2 separate regions of the Homo sapiens genome follow, and region 1 is linked to region 2. Evidence: read pairs that join two places in POLR2A ChIA-PET (ENCODE). Cell type or tissue: CD4-positive, alpha-beta T cell. All regions are shown on one strand. Each heading gives the region's core, and the rest is flanking DNA. Links, peaks and the distances in the headings are about the cores only.

The links. ChIA-PET counts read pairs that join two places held together with the same protein. Peaks named below come from ENCODE experiments on the same cell type or tissue, not always from the same donor. Only the 100,000 strongest peaks of a DNase experiment are listed, where the experiment ranks them.
Region 1: POLR2A ChIA-PET joins it to region 2 with 12 read pairs; 12 of 35 experiments call an interaction of 5 or more read pairs at or near these places.

What each region holds. Positions count from the first base shown.
Region 1 is chr11:117,176,056-117,184,027 of GRCh38, forward strand. SIDT2 (SID1 transmembrane family member 2) reads left to right here and starts at 2,688. Exons shown (of 26, transcript NM_001040455.2): 1 at 2,688-3,391; 2 at 5,361-5,482; 3 at 5,752-5,916; 4 at 6,005-6,050; 5 at 6,464-6,565; 6 at 6,668-6,751; 7 at 7,724-7,823. The coding sequence starts at 3,209. It also overlaps a transcript of PAFAH1B2 not described here. RefSeq lists silencers at 2,787-2,996, 5,604-5,663 and enhancers at 3,977-4,046, 5,074-5,133, 5,370-6,165. In CD4-positive, alpha-beta T cell, for the core only: a CTCF peak has its summit at 5,364 (motif pointing right); DNase peaks (open chromatin) are centred at 2,676, 3,186 and 5,376; H3K4me3 peaks cover 2,235 bases; H3K27ac peaks cover 1,038 bases.
Region 2 is chr11:116,785,219-116,793,557 of GRCh38, forward strand. It overlaps ZPR1 (ZPR1 zinc finger), which reads right to left and starts at 2,805. Exons shown (of 14, transcript NM_003904.5): 1 at 2,602-2,805; 2 at 2,264-2,425; 3 at 1,751-1,841; 4 at 1,293-1,363; 5 at 578-664; 6 at 296-418. The coding sequence starts at 2,772. It overlaps APOA5 (apolipoprotein A5), which reads right to left and starts at 6,661. Exons shown (of 3, transcript NM_001371904.1): 1 at 6,594-6,661; 2 at 6,368-6,479; 3 at 4,149-5,849. The coding sequence starts at 6,642. The coding sequence ends at 4,910. RefSeq lists silencers at 2,508-2,757, 2,792-3,015 and an enhancer at 2,828-3,107. In CD4-positive, alpha-beta T cell, for the core only: no CTCF peak of the experiment used is centred there; a DNase peak (open chromatin) is centred at 2,843; H3K4me3 peaks cover 1,963 bases; H3K27ac peaks cover 1,103 bases.

The DNA.
Region 1 (7,972 bases), core at 400-5,399, 390 kb after region 2:
TTCATATTCGCCTAGATGTGCTGGAAACAGTACTGGACCAAGGTGCAAACTTGAGTCTAGTGAGGTACTAATGGGCTGAAGTTTTTCTGAGCGTCACTTTCCTCATCTGTATAATGAGGGGTTGGCCAAGGAAACCCATAAGGTTATCTTCCAGCTGACTTTCTAATTGGTGAACCCTTTGGAAAAGGGGTGCAGCTTGCTTCTGGTCTTCATCCTCAAGTATGCTGTGCTTGGACAGGGGCCAAAACTAATTCCTCCACTCACCATTTGCCCAGCATAACTACAACAGTACCTGGCACATCGTGGATGCTTATTAAATATTTATTGCAGGAATGAGTAAATATAACTAACTGATCATAAGGTAAAATAGTCTTCATTGGAACAAGGCTCCAGATAGTTGGGCAGGGCTGGGAGCTGAGACTGCTGCAATCCTGCCAGCTGAGAGAACTCTGACAAGGCACTGATCTGGGTGGCTTTATTAGGATGTCTGACAGCTTCAGAGGTGGCCACATTTCTTTTCCTTTAAACATGTCTAATTTGGCCGGGCGCAGTGGCTCACGCCTGTAATCCCAACACTTTGGGAAGCCTAGGTGGGTGGATCACTCGAGGTCAGGAGTTCGAGATCAGCCTGACCAATATGGTGAAACCCCGCTTTACTAAAAATACAAGAAATTAGCAGGGTGTGGTGGCGGGTGCCTGTAGTCCCAGCTACTTGGGAGGCTGAGGCAGGAGCATCGCCTGAACTCAGGAGGCGGAGATTGCAGTGAGCTGAGATCACACCACTGTACTCCAGCATGGGTGACAGTGAGACTCCATCTCAAAAAAAAAAAAAAAAAAAAGTCTAATTTGTCTTATAAATGCAATATATGTGGCCAGGCATGGTGGCTCATGCCTATAATCCCAGCACTTTGGGAGACTGAGGTGGGTGGATCACCTGAGGTCAGGAGTTCGAGACCAGCCTGACCAATATGGTGAAACCCCGTCTCTACCAAAAATACAAAAATTAGCTGGGCGTGGTGGCACATGGCCTGTAATCCCAGCTACTCGGGAGACTGAGGCAGGAGAATTGCTTGAACCCAGGAGGCAGAGGTTGCAATGAGCTGAGATTGTGCCACTGCACTCCAACCTGGGCAACAGAGCGAGACCCTGTCTCCACCCCCCGGCAGATAAAAAAGCAATATATAAATATATATACATTGTAGAACATTTGTAAATCTTTTTAAATATAAAAAATAAAATTTAAGAACCACTCACAATCCATTATTTTTTATTTTTTGGTACTACTCTATATTTTTAGAATTAAAGGAAAATGATATACAATATGTGTTATTTTTAAAATTGTAATTCAAAGATAACTACTGCTAAATTTTATTTTTAAAATTTGCCCTGCTTTCTGGAGACATTGCTAAATGTTTAGTACAATTTTTTTCTATTTTTCTATGCATGTCTATATGCATTTGGAATATATACGGTTTTATTTACTTATTTATTTTTGAGACAGAGTCTTGCTCTGTTGCAGCCCAGGCTGGAGTGCAGGAGCATGATCTCAGCTCACTGCAACCTCCGCCTGGTAGAGTTAAGCGATTCTCCTGCTTCAGCCTCCCCAGTAGCTGGGATTACAGGCACGCGTCACCACGCCCCACTAATTTTGTATTTTTATAGTAGAGATGGGGTTCACCATGTTGGCCATGGCTGGTCTCGAACTCCTGACCTCAAGTGATCTACCTGTCTTGGCCTCCCAAAGTGTTGGGATTACACGTGTGAGCCACGGCACCTGGCTCTATATACTGTTTATTTAGTGTCATATCCTGAATTCTCTGCTTACGTGTCCTGTGAAGTCTTAAGCATCATTTTTGATGCCTTCATGATAGTGCATTTAACCAATCCCTCATTATGGATATCCAAGTCATTTCCTTTTTGCTTTATATTATAAATATCACAGTGATAAGCGTAGCTGCCCAGGTATTTTTATCTGTGCTTCCTATTTCCTTAGGATAGAGTCCAGAAGTGGAATTACTGGATCAAAGGGTATAAAGCTCTCTAAGTTTCTTGAAACAGTGCCAAAATATTTTGTAGAAAAGTTTTCACCAATTTACACTGAAGGTCAGTATCTTTCAATGAGTTTTGTAACTGTCTCTGAGAGAAGAGGGGAAACAGCCCGGCAAGCTTGGAAAGCTCGGAAGGCCGTCCCTGCAGTTGTGTGGCCCCTCTAGAGGGAGGTGGGAAAGGCATGGGGATTCCTCCTGCAGTGCTGCCTCCGTTTCCCCTCCGCCGGTAGGGCCACCGTCCTGTTTCCTAATCCTTCGAGTTTTTCATTTTTTAAGATCCCCGGAGAAAAAGTGGCCCAGGGTTGGACGATGTTAGTTGTAAAGGTGGTGGTGGGGGTGGGGGAATCCTTATGTTTGAGCAAATGTAAGAGTTGTTCAGCAAGAACCCAACACTTGGAGATTGTTAACAGAAACATCTGCCTATTCCAACGTGAGTTTCAGAGATGGTGAAAATCACGGGAGAGAGTTGGGTAGGAGTTGGAGAAGGCATTGCAAGCTTTCCCCTTCAGCTAGACAGCTGCAGCCCCTTTAAGGGCAAATGCGGGACCTGGTCCTTTAAATCTGTGTCAGTTTCCCCTGACGTCAGCGGGCGGGCCAGCAGCCCTGCTGTTTATCGCCCAGCGGCGCAGCTCACTTTTCAGTGTTCGTGCGTCGGGACGGCGCGTCCGCCCGCCCTTAAAGGGCCCGCACCTCGGAAAACTCGCAGCCCAGCACGGCGTCGGGTAGCTACCACCTATCACGCCCCTCACTCTGCGACTCGCCTTCCTCCGCGGCCAGCCCCCGCCGCCGGCTCTTCCTCCCTCCCCTTTCCCGGCGTCTCCAGGCTCCCGGCAACCAGCCGCCCTCCTTCTCACGGCCCTGGCCCGGGGCTCCAGGGTCTCAGGTCGTACTCAGCCCCTCGCGAGCTGGGACCCCTTCCCGTAGCCAGCATCCCCTCCCTCCCCGCCCCCTCCCGGCCGCCCCCTCCCCTGCGGGGACCCTGGGAGCCTCTTCGGGGCTCTTGGGAGGGGACATTTCCTAATCTCAGGCCGGGGTTAAAGTTCTGGTCCTGGTGAGATGCTGGAAGCTGCGGCCGCAGCCGCAACCCGTCCCGGAGGTGTCCTGTCTCCTGTCGCCGCCGCCGCCGCCACCACCGCTGCCACTGCCGCCCTGCCGGGGCCATGTTCGCTCTGGGCTTGCCCTTCTTGGTGCTCTTGGTGGCCTCGGTCGAGAGCCATCTGGGGGTTCTGGGGCCCAAGAACGTCTCGCAGAAAGACGCCGAGTTTGAGCGCACCTACGTGGACGAGGTCAACAGCGAGCTGGTCAACATCTACACCTTCAACCATACTGTGACCCGCAACAGGGTGAGGGCTGGGGGCTTAGGGGCCAGAGGCGAGTGGGGAAGCCGACGAGGGCTAGGCGATTCTGCCGCCCCGCTACCCTTTTGGGAGGCCCCAGGAACGAGCTGTCCTGCTAGGTTCCCAGTTCCCAGAACCACACTGGAGCCTCTTGACCAGTCCTCCTTCCTTTGCCACCAATGTTTCTCTGAAGCTCCAGCTGGGCAGTTTTTGAAGTTGGCTCATTCCCATCTTCTCTTCCGCCCCCATTCTTCCATCAGTTGTGGTCTGAGCACACATGGCTTGCTCTCTACCCTAAACCCCAGAATCTGACAGCTCTGTGGGGTCTCGGTGGGAGAGGAAACAGGCTTATTACTGGGCTTGCCCAGAAAACCTCAGGGGAATGAGACTGGCCCAGAACTGAAAAGCTCTGTGCAGGCAAGTTACATCTCAGACTCCCCAGGGAGATGAATGCAGGGCTTCCCAGCCCTCTTCCTGCCTGGGAGAGCCAGCTGGCCTTGTAAATTGAGGGTGACAGAGGTTTTATAAGGCCAACTGCAAGTTGGGTGGGAAGAGAAGGGGAATTTGTCCACTGTGAAAAATCCACTTCACCCTGACTTCTCTTTGGTTTCTTCACCAGCTGTGAGTCCCTGAGTTGAAATAGACACAGCTAGTGTGGGAAGTCTAGACCCCAGGCAGAGCTGAGATTGGGAGAATTCTTGCAACCTGGCTGTGTGGTCTCGTGCCCGGGTCTCTTGCTCTCTCTCCATGACTGCCGTTTACTGAGAAGCAATGGAGTTGAGAATGGGGAATCTGATTTTTTTTCAGAACGGGGAGTGGTTTGGTTTCTGTGGCAGGCCAGGATCTGCCCCCAGTGCCTGGTTCTCTGAAGTTTGATCTCTTTCTGCTTAGAGTCCTTTCTTCCTTTTTTCCCATATCTAAAGGCACTGGAGAGCTGTGGTTTTTACTCTTTTGGGAAATGCTGCCCTAGGGCTTGGGTTTCAGCAGCCCAATAACAAGCATTCCAAGATCGATTTGGTTTTATTTTTCCTTTAAGCTCCCATTGTTTATATATGTTCCTTCATAGCTCCAAGGGTGAAGATCACTTTATCTTTTTTTTTTTTTTTTTTTTTTTGAGACCAGTCTCACTCTGTTGCCCAGGCTGAAGTGCAGTTTTGTGATCTCAGCTCACTGCAACCTCCGCCTTCCCGGTTCAAGCGATTCTCCTGCCTCAGCCTCCCAAGTAGTTGAGATTACAGGCGCCTGCCACCATACCCAGCTAATTTTTGTATTTTTAGTAGAGATGGGGCTTCACCATGTTGGCCAGGCTGGTCTCAAACTCCTGACCTCAGATGATCCTCCTGCCTTGGCCTCCCAAAGTGCTACAAGCGTGAGTCACCGCACCCGGCTGTCATTTTATAGAGGGAGAAGTTGAGGCTTAGAGAAGTAAAGTGACTTCTCCACAGCCCTGTCCCTTGGTGGGAGCTAAGGATACAACATGGCCTTCAATACCTACCCCTCCTCAACTCCTCTGGGCTCTGGCCCCAGGTTAGCTGTTAACTAGAGCTTCCTGCTGGCTTCCTGGCTCACAGGAAGGTTGAGGAGCACTTCTTGTTCTCCTGTGTCTTCGTGTGTGGGGGCGTGTGTACACGTTTGTGTGTGCAGGCCTGTGCATCCTGTGCACATGGATAGGAATGGGGTATCCTGGAGACTCGCAAGGCCTCCACCGTGTTTCCTGGCAGAGGGTGAGACCCTGCGGTTGCTTGGGTCCTGCTGCCCTGCACATGTCTGCCGGCCAGGAGCTGCACTCAGCACAGGTCTTTCCTGGAGTCTGGGGGTTGTTCTGGCAGAAGAAGAGGCAGAGATGACTCCCTGGCCCGACCAAGATGGAGAAAGACCAAAGTAGCTGGCATGAAGGAGGGCAGGGCTCATAGTCTCTGGAGCCACGTGTCCCTGGTGGCAGAGGCTTGAGAGGCATTTCCATGTCGTTCTGCAGACAGAGGGCGTGCGTGTGTCTGTGAACGTCCTGAACAAGCAGAAGGGGGCGCCGTTGCTGTTTGTGGTCCGCCAGAAGGAGGCTGTGGTGTCCTTCCAGGTGCCCCTAATCCTGCGAGGGATGTGAGTAGGATCTGGGCATCAGGGAAGCGGGGCAGCCTAGGCCAGTCCTTGGCTGGAGCCTCAACCAGGAGCCCCCCCATTTCTCCTCCCCTTTCCCTGGGCTGGGAGGCTGGTCAACAGCACAAGGGCCGAGTCCCACCAGCCGGGAGCTTGTGCACCTCGCAGGGAGGTGGTGGAGACCAGACGGGGCGAGGTGGGGCCTCGCTCCTCTGGAGGGGCAGGCCGGCTGGGACAGTGCTCACATCCTATCTCCCTGCTTCGGGCCATAGGTTTCAGCGCAAGTACCTCTACCAAAAAGTGGAACGAACCCTGTGTCAGCCCCCCACCAAGAATGAGTCGGAGATTCAGTTCTTCTACGTGGATGTGTCCACCCTGTCACCAGTCAACACCACATACCAGCTCCGGGTCAGCCGCATGGACGATTTTGTGCTCAGGTCTGCAGGGTAGAGTGAGGGGACCACGGGGGCTGGTTCTTCCCCAGGCTCCGGGGGTGACTGGTGGGGGCTCTTCTCTGCCCTGCAGGACTGGGGAGCAGTTCAGCTTCAATACCACAGCAGCACAGCCCCAGGTAACATCTCCCTGTTGATTGCTCGAGAGGAGAAATGGGGGAGCTTGAATATGAGAATGGGAGTGGCCAGCGGTCTTTGCTTGGCCTTTTGAATTGGCTGTTTTCTCCATGGAGGGCTCTCTGGAAACAGGAGCTCTGGCCCTGACATGGTGAGGGACAGACAGCATGGGACTGTACAGAGACATGGAGTCTGGTTGCCTCTCTGGCATTCTGCTGAGTGCCCTGCTGAGGTTGAAGGGAATGGTATACAGAGAAAGGGGCTGCTGTGATCAAGGCCTGTCTCCTCGGAGAGCCTCCACTGCCCACCCCTCAGAGGATTCTGGGTCCTCGCTTATAGGGGACTATTCCCTTCTAGAGGGGCCAAGAGAGCATCCTCATGAGATGGGGCTCTCCCTTCCTTCCTGCACCCTCAGTACTTCAAGTATGAGTTCCCTGAAGGCGTGGACTCGGTAATTGTCAAGGTGACCTCCAACAAGGCCTTCCCCTGCTCAGTCATCTCCATTCAGGATGTGCTGGTGAGTTGCCTGCCCTTTTGCTCTTCCCCAGCAGGCAGCAGGGCTGCTAAAGAGAGGGGCAGGCCAGGTTCCCATCCATCTGCCTCTCCCGCCCCTCTGCAGTGTCCTGTCTATGACCTGGACAACAACGTAGCCTTCATCGGCATGTACCAGACGATGACCAAGAAGGCGGCCATCACCGTACAGGTAGGAAATGCATGTGGCCACGTGGGAGGTGTGGCTGGGCGATAAGCTGTGTAGCTTTCCAAACTTGAGCTCTTCTTCCTCTGCCCATTCCTATCCTACACACGACTGAGTCTTTGGCCTTCCAGTCCCTGTGACTTTGAGTCCCCTGATATATATGAGAGTTGTACCATAATCCCAGTTGCTCTTGGGGATGGGAAAGAGTAGAGTACCCCCTTCTGGCTGTCATACCTACTTCATTCATTGTAACAATAAGAGGGCTGAGCGCGGTGGCTCATTCCTGTAATCCCAGCACTTTGGGAGGCCGAGGTGGGCGGATCACCTGAGATCAGGAGTTCAAGACCAGCCTGGCCAACAGGCTGAAACCCCGTCTCTACTAAAAATACGAAAAATTAGCTGGGCATGGTGGCGCATGCCTGTAATCCCAGCTACTCGGGAGGCTGAGTCAGGAGAATCACTTGAACCTGGGAGACAGAGGTTGCAGTGAGCCGAGATCACACCACTGCACTCCAGCCTGGGCAAAAGGAGTGAAACTCTGTCTCAAGAAAAAAAAGGTCAGGCGCAGTGGCTCACGCCTGTAATCCCACACTTCGGGAGGCTGAGGCGGGCAGATCACCTGAGATCAGGCGTTCAAGACCAGCCTGGCCAACATGGTGAAACCCCATCTCTACTAAAAACATAAAAATTAGCTGGGCGTGGTGATGGACGCCTGTAATCCCAGCTACTTGGGAGGTTGAAGCAGGAGAATTGTTTGAACCCGGGAGGCGGAGGTTGCAGTGAGCTGAGATCATGCCATGGCACTCCAGCCTAGGCAATAGGAGTGAAACTCCGTCTCAAAAAAAAAAAAAATCTTGTGAGGATTAAGTAAAATATATCTATGAAGAATTTAGCATAATGTCTGGCCCCAGAACAAGTATTTAGAAAAGAATGATGATGATGATGATGAAGAAGATATTTATCATCATCATCCTGCAGCGCAAAGACTTCCCCAGCAACAGCTTTTATGTGGTGGTGGTGGTGAAGACCGAAGACCAAGCCTGCGGGGGCTCCCTGCCTTTCTACCCCTTCGCAGAAGGTACATTTTGTGCCCTGGGCCTGGCTAGGGATGGGGAGGTCTTGGTCACTTTCTGGGAGCAAGAAGAGCCTGCGTGGCTGATTGGTGGACCTGATAGGACATGGGTTTTTGGCTCCAGTCTCTCAAAGGCCTGATCCCACTGACTCTAG
Region 2 (8,339 bases), core at 1-5,000:
GGAGAAATGCTCAGGTGCCACCTCATCAGTTATGTCAGGTGCCACCTCATCAGTTAGAGAAACCACAAAGTAAAGCCCCAACCAAAGGAAGAACAGGACTTAAGATAGGATCACAGCCACTGCCATCCTTTCTGTGAAGTTTACCCAAGTCCTGGACATAAGCAAGATGAGAAGCACAAACAAGCTGAGATAGGGCACACAGAGCAGCAGCAGCAAAATAAGTTCCACTGACTCCAAGCAATCCAGAGTGCGCGATAATTCCAGAGCATTCTTCTGGATCCTTCAGTCCACTTACTTGAAGCCCCAGCATCTCTTCCTGCTGTCGGGTCCGGTTGTAGTGTGTGATCACCAGGGCATCATCTTTCTGAGGAGCATGTGGGTTTTCCACAAAACTGTTCCCTGAGGGATCATCAATGATCTAACAAATGGGAGAAGAGAGAGTCACTGCAAAAGAAAATCATAAACAATCCTACATCACCTACTATCAGACCACGCAGGCATCACAGTGGAAAATCCCAGCAGTCTTAATGGTCCCTCCTCCCCTAATCAAGGGCAACTCCAGCCTCTCAATACTCACCAGAGTGAAAGGGGAGGCTACTTGCTTTAGCTCCTTCAGTTTGACAATGAACTCATCAATTCTTTCAGCTGTAGCATCTTTGTTTGCCTGCCATGAACAGAGAGTAAAGCATCAGCCCTGGTGGTGTACCTTATGCCCTGCCCCTTGTCATGCCCATGTTACTTCCATTAGGAAGTCACCACCTATCTCAGTGTGAGTGGAAACAGAGTGACTCAGGCTTCACAATGAGATGTAGCAAACAAGCCTGAAGTTGACGGGTGGTGACAGGTGAGCCTCCTTTTTCTCACTCATTCAACCATTTAGCCCAGGCACTCATGCCACGTTAGAGATATAATAGTATATATATCAGTCCTCTCATGGGACTCCCCAACCAATTAAGGAGACAAATAACTAAAGATGCAGCTATAATATATTACTTCTGTCATAATAAATATAAGATGCAGTGGAATACTCAGGAAACACAGATAACCCAAGGGGATTAGGAAAGGCTCTTCAGAGGTAATGTTATATTGTCTGATGAGGCCTGAATATATACTGAGGGAGGGAAGTGGAAAAGACAATAATTATAACATATGCAACATTCTAGCAGCTCCAGCACCACCATATGCTTACCCAGCAAGTTTCCAACACTTAGTCAGAGACTCTTCAGACACATGGGACACTCTATATAAGCAATTATTCCTTGAGCTGCTACAATCAGAAAACCCCAGCTTACCCTTCGTGCAGGCTGGTCCTGCTCCAGGCCAGAGATAGCACGGGTGATCAATCCTTCAACAGTGGTCAGAGCTTGTGAACAAGAACAAAAGACAAGTGTGACTTAGCCTCAGCTCTGCTATCAAGTCCCTGTATGACCCTGGGCAATTCACTTGAACTCTCTGGGTCTTAATTTCCTCATCTGTAAAATGAGAAGGCCAGGTGCAAGGTTCCATTCATGTCTGATAATAGTGATGCTAAAATTCTACAATAAACACACTATGGTATTACCATTACTTTCTACCATCTCGAGCTGTTTTACCTAAGCTTTCCACTCATGATTAACTAATGAAGATCACAATGATTACATGGTAGAACCCATACACAAACCACTAGACCTGGCACCAGGGGGTTTTGCAAGAAAGAGGGTAAGATTCTAGCTACATGCGAACAGCCCAAATACTCTGATCTTAAACTTACCTCCTTTCTGGCTAAAGGCAGGAATTTCAAAATCTAGCTCAGGAATCCTTGTGGCAGCAGAGTCAGTCTTCACCACTTCTCTGTTCATGTCCTGGGAAGAAAAGAATACGTTCAGTACAAAGAGACTGCAGAACAGCTTCTCCTCAAGTAATAACCAGACCGTCCCCTTCCATCAGACCGCAGCCCAGCTGTCTCTCCCTCTCGCCACTCCACAGGGTCCAGACTGCTCCTTTCGAATAGTACAGGTGGTGTGAGCCAGGCTGTCCAAATGGTGAGAATACTATTCATAACAACTACTGCTCATTTCATACCCTCAGACAACATTTACAAAGCATTTTCACAAATCTTATCTCACTTGAGCTGATGACAACACCAGTACCATTTTACAAAAGAAACTAAGGCTAGGAGACATAGGGGGATTTATTTAAGATCCGACCGCCTGGACCAGAGCTCTGACCCCAGTACCGAATCTCTCTCTAGAATACTGAGGTACCTGCTCTGAGGTCCTCTCACCTCCAGAGCCCTGACAGACAAAGTGTAGCGCACTCCCTGGTCCTGGATCCTGCCTGCCGACTGGATCTCCGTGTTGTTCCAGCCACAGTGCTCGCAGGAAAAGGAGCTCACTATTATTTCTCTGAAGAAGGGAATCTTGGTGAGCAGGAGGCGCGTCATGCCCTGGTGAAGTAGAAAGTAGCTAAGGAAAAAAATCAATGAAACTCCCTTTCCCCGCCCTACTATCTCCGGGCGCTCCTCGGGGTCCCCGGCCGGGCCCACCTGGCTGGGTCTGACCCCCGGCTCGTCCCGGCACAAGCCCTACCCACCCGCCGCTCGCGGCCGCGCCCCCGCCTCACATTGCAGTAACAGTTCATGCATAGCGACTCGATCTCGGTGGGCTGCTGCTCCTCGTCCTCGGCGCTGATGGGCCGGAACAGGTGATCAGGGGCAGGCGGCGGGGCCGGGGCGGGCGACGGGGCGACGGCAGCCCCCGGGGGCCCTGGTTCCACAGCCCCGCTGGCCGCCATGGCCACCACGCGCAATTCAGACCTCGGCTTCCTACTTCCGCCGCTCTCGCGGCCCCACCCCTCTCCCGTCACTTCCGCCAGCTGCCACCACCCCAAAAAAAGCCGCAGACTCCGGGCACTCGGGGAACAATGTCGTCAAGGGCTCCCGGTTCCCGGGTTTATATGGCTCGAACCTTACATCGCCAGCCGGATCCACCTCAACTCAGCCGTCACTTCCCCTAAGACGTCCTCTTAGAACCAGGGCACTTTTTTGCTCCTTCACAATAGCTCCACCGCACGGGGTTCTATTGGTCCCTACGTCGGTCTACAAGAGCCTTGACGACAAGGGGCTGGACTTGTCCCTGAGGAATCCCTGAGAAGGTGCGCCCGGAGCCGGGCTGCTTGGTTCCAGTGTTGGGCCACATACTGCTTGCGTGCTAGGTCGCCCCTCCGGGTGGCTCAGCCTCTTCCCCTCTCTCACAATCCCTGAATCCCTCTGTCCCTTTCTGTTCTTCCCACTCCCTATTCTGTCCTCATCACTACCTTCCCCAATCCCAGCCTCAAGTACACAGCCCTCATTTTCACTCCTACCTCCTCATCCCCATCATAGCCCTTGACCTATGCTTTTCCAGTTTCCTAACAACAACAAAAACACCTTTTATTATTTCTACCTTTCTAGCACTTCCTCTCTCCAGGTGCTGGGTCCACAACCCAGTTCTGTTGCCAACATTGTCAAAATCCACGGTGTCAGGGAAGACCAGCCTGCAGGCATGATGAGCCTACATATGTGTGGGGTCTGTGCTATGGGGTTGGGGAGCAGGCAGGTGCTGAGAACCCGGGGACAGTAGGCTGAGCTGGGAGGAAAGGGGGCCGGACAGGGAAGTCCAAAGACAAGGAGCTGTGTTTACCCTTTCCACGTCCTCCACCACACCCCAGTTTCAGTTCCCAGGGGATCTATAGGGAGCATTGGTGCCCCTGAGTGAGGGGAGTCCCCAGAAGAGAGTCCGGCATAAAAAGAGGCCATTCAAACTCTAGAACAGCAGGAACAAAGGAGGCAGCCCACCTCAGGAATCTTAGGTCCACCAGGGCCACAGCTCTTCCAGACACAGCCTGCATTCCATGCACAGTGTCCTGTGGGGGAGCAGGCTAGTGAACAGTGCAGGTGCAGAGGAAGGGCCCGTAACCCAGGCCCTCCTGCCAGGTGTGACAGACAGCCGTTGTCTAGCCAGGATCCCTGAAGCAGAGCCCAGCCAGACCCCCTTTGACAGACCTGGACTGGGAGTGGGTGGATGAGAAAGAGCAGCAAGGGAATGGAGTGGGTGATGGGTGTGCTTTGGGGATAGTGGTGAGGCCACTGCTTTCAGACATGGTCCAAATGAGAGTCACGCCAGGCAAACTTCTATCATAAACATCTATTTCATTTGAGCCAGAAGTCTAGGCTTCAACTTGGGAACCCAGAGGGAGGGGCTGGAGATGGGGAGAGCACACAGTATGCTCCCCAGAGGGTTTAAGGAGCTCCCACAGTTGGGAGGGTTCAGTCCCTTATTTAGGTGTAGAGCTATGTCAGGAAACATGGGCTCTGCCCTCTCCTATCACAGCCCACACCTTTCGTACCCACCAGCATCAGAGCCAGCAGGGATATTCACACACCATCACATGTTCTCCCCATGATATTCTCTTTCTCCCTTCTATTCCCCTGATAGCTGCCATGGCAGCCCTGGGGAGACAAGTGCTCCTCTCTGTGGACCAGCTGTAGCAGTGGCCACCAGGCAGCCAGAAGTGACTAGAGCCAAACTCCAGGATGTAGTGGCACAGGCTTCCAGCATCACGGCAAACAGGCTTGCAGATAATCACCCACATGCATGGTGCCTCTCCCTCCCTACTCCCTCACCCTTGAATGGAGTAACTCATGAGCATTCCCAAATGAGCACTGGGAGGCTGGGTTTGCAAAGCCTGGTGAATGTAATGCATCCAGATTGGGGAGTCGCAGGAGGCTGGATGTGCAGGAGACAGCAGCCCCTTTGGTGGCCTCCCTGTCCTGCACAGGACCTTCCACCCTCCACCCAACAGGCCACTTTCAAGGACTGAACCATGCTAGAGGCTCAGAGCCAAGGCTCCCCAGACAAGGAGCTGGGAATGGGCCTGGGCAGGTAGATCCTCAGGGGTCCCCCAGATGGCTGTGGCCCTGGTCATGAAGGCTGTGAGTGATGTCTTCCCACAGGTCATCCAGACGGGCCTGCAGCTTGCTCAGAACCTTGCCACTGTCTGTTTGTTGAAACTCTGGGGCGAAGGCACTGTGGCCTGGTGGAGGTGGCGCCAGCTGCTGCTGGACCTCCTCAGTCTCCTGGTCGATGGCGCGAGTGAAGGCAGCTATCTGCAGGTAGGTGTCCTGGCGGAAAGCCTGAAGTCGCTGGCGCACCTCCTCGGAGAGCATCTGGGGGTCCGGGCCGGCCCCTTCCTCAGTCCCAGTGCCTGCAAAGGCTCTGCTGAGCTCTTCGCGCAGCTGGTCCAGGTTCTGCTGGATGCGTGCGTGCAGGGCCTTGGCCTTGAGCGTGAGCTTCCGGGAGAGCACCTGCACGCAGCGACTGAGGCGCGCGGGGCTGGCGGGGGCGTGCGGAGCCACACTGCGGTGCAGCTCCTGCACGTGGCGCCCGATGCCGCTCACCAGGCTCTCGGCGTATGGGTGGAAGAGCTCTTTGAAGCGGCCGGTGTGGTGCACCACGCGGCTCTGCAGTCCCTGCAGCAAAGCCCAAGCCTCGTCCACGCCCCCCAGCAACTGGGCCTTGGTGTCTTCCCCCACCACGCGCAACTGCTCCTGCAGCTCCTGCACGCGCAGGGCCACCTGCTCCATCAGATCCATCGTGTAGGGCTTCAGTTGCTGCCGCAAGCCCTCCAAATTCCAGCCCACCAGCTCGTGCGCCTCTGCCATGTAGGGCTGGAGGCGAGCCTTCACCTCCTCCAACTCCTCCTGCAGCTGCCGCCGCATGCCCACCGGGTCCTGTGGGAGCCGAGGAGCCTCGCTCCCACTCAGAGGCCTCAGCTTTTCCAGGAACTTGTTCATATTGTTGAGGTCTTGCTCAAGGCTGTCTTTCAGGGTCCTGGAGAAGGGGACAGATATCCAGGCCGTCAGACTGCTAGCCTCCATCATCTCCTTTGTCCCCAAGTCATCGCGCACTGATCCTCTGGGGGAACCAAGGACGCAGGGCGTTGGCCCCAGGGTCGAGGGCTCTTGTCCTAGCCCTGGCCAGTAACAACTCACGCACGAAGCACAAACACATTGCCCATACAAATCCAGACCTACAACACTCTCCAAAGAAACATAGATGCGCCACATCATCCTTTGATTCTGGGGACTGCAGCGGGCGTCCTCCCGATTGATCCCAGGTCCCGCGCCTCAGTGAGCAAGGGGGCAACAGCTACGGAGTTGTCAAGGCGGGGGCTGCAGGCAGAGGGCGCTAAAGAGCCCAGGATGGCCGGGATCTGCAGACAGAGCTAGCACCGCTCCTTTCCTCTGTCCCAGCAGCGGCCACAGAGGTTGAGGCAGCAGAGGCAGGTCATCATGGCATGGCCCAGCTGTCTCCTCCCTTCGCCTACACCCCTTCCCCTGGGCACTCACGCGGGCTCGCGAGCCATCTTCTGCTGATGGATCTGCTCCACCCTGCCTTTGTCCCCGCTGGTCTGGCTGAAGTAGTCCCAGAAGCCTTTCCGTGCCTGGGTGGCCGAAAACGCTGTGGAGAGGGACTAGGTAATCAGGGCCTGGGCTCTCCTCCCCCAGGGTGGACAGGGCCCTCTGGCCAGCCTCCACCCACACCCCCACGTTGAAGTCAGGGTCGGAGACCCACCTGAAAGAAGAGCCAGAGCCCAGGTGAGCACGGCAGCCATGCTTGCCATTACCTGCTCTGAGAAGACAGGTGGAGGGAGGCCTGGTTAGGGGAAGAAGGAGACGAAGGGACATGGCGCAGGGGACTTGCCCAGGGGGCCTCTGCAGGGGCAACTGCCCGAAATCCTGTTACCCCTTCCTTGGGCTGGGGAGCACAGAGCTGTTGGGGCTCAAGAGGACTGACCTAGGTGAGTCAAGGAGGCTAGGGTGTCTTCCTCAGACATGGGAAGAGGGCGTGCTCTTGCTACCTCAGTCACATAGCAGGGAGCGTGGTGCTCTAACCCCTTCGCAAAGGTCCCAGACCCCAGGAACAGTTCTCTAGGCCACTTCTACCACCTCTCCCCTGCCCACCTGTCTCCCTCCCTCCCATTTCATGGTGGAAAAACTGAGCCATAATGAGGGCGAAGAGGCAACTCTGCCAAAATGTTCCAAGAGGACGTCTTAGGGGCCACCCCAGGCTCTCCCCTGAGGCCACCTGCAATGCCCTCCCTTAGGACTGTGACCCCCATCCCTCTGCCCCAGCTGCTCACCTGCTCACGTCTGGGCACAGAGAGCAGACATTCTGCTTTATACTCCAGGGCCCTGAGCCTCTGGCACCAATTGCTCTGAGTAAATACCACGTGGAAGTTCAAAAGAAGTTGACCTCAGCTGCCTCCCAGCACTCACCTCCTGCCCTTTCCCTGGCACCCAGAGGGTTAATGAGTGCCCTGGTATCAGGGGCTGCCCCAGTAGAGAAGTGCTTCCCAGGAGCTTTACGGGGGATGGGGCTGAACTCCTCACCCAGTTTCTCCCAAACCCCATGACCTTTAACCTTCCCACTGACCTGCTGGCTGGCCCACCAACAGAGAAGAACCTGTTTGTCTGCCAAGGGCCCCTCTCTTACACAACTACCCAGAGTCACTGTGTCCCAGCCGGCAAGATGGACAGTGTTCACCTACCAGCCAGAACCCGAGCAGCCCCTGAAAGCTTCACTACAGGTTCCGCAGGCATCCTCAGCCAGCATTCATAGGGTTAAAGACCAACCACATCCCTCTTTATGAAACAATCCTGGAACAAGCAAGGGAAGCCAGGCAGGGTGAAGATGAGATGGCAAGAGGCATCTGGGCCAGGGACTCTGAGCCCCAGGAACTGGAGCGAAAGTGAGATTTGCCCCATGAGGAAAAGCTGAACTCCACTCGCAGGGCCTCTGAGGAGAGCAAGCCCAAATGCTCAGATCTTCTCTGATGACACACCCACTCCGTCTACAGTACTCATACACACGTTCACAAGCTCCCGATTCTTGGTCCTAAATGCATCTTGAATCAATCCCCTCTCCTCCATTTCCACTACCATCATTGCACCAGTTGTCTGTCACCTTGATTGCATTCATAGCCTCCAACAGGTCTTTCTACCACACTCCTGCCCATTTAATTCATCCTCCACTGTGGCTCATCCTGACTCATTTCCAGTCTCATCTGCTGCCACATAAAACCACGGCATTCCCTGAGCCTTTATACAGGCTTCCCTCTGCTTGAAATAGCCTATCCCCTGGTGAATATATATTCATTTTTTAGAGTTAGTTTGTATTAGTTAGAATTAGACTTGGCTGCAAGGGACATATATATGTGTGTATATATATACACACACACATGTATATTTTATATTCTTGCATACATATATGTATATATATGTGTGTGTGTATATATACACATATATATATACAAGATAC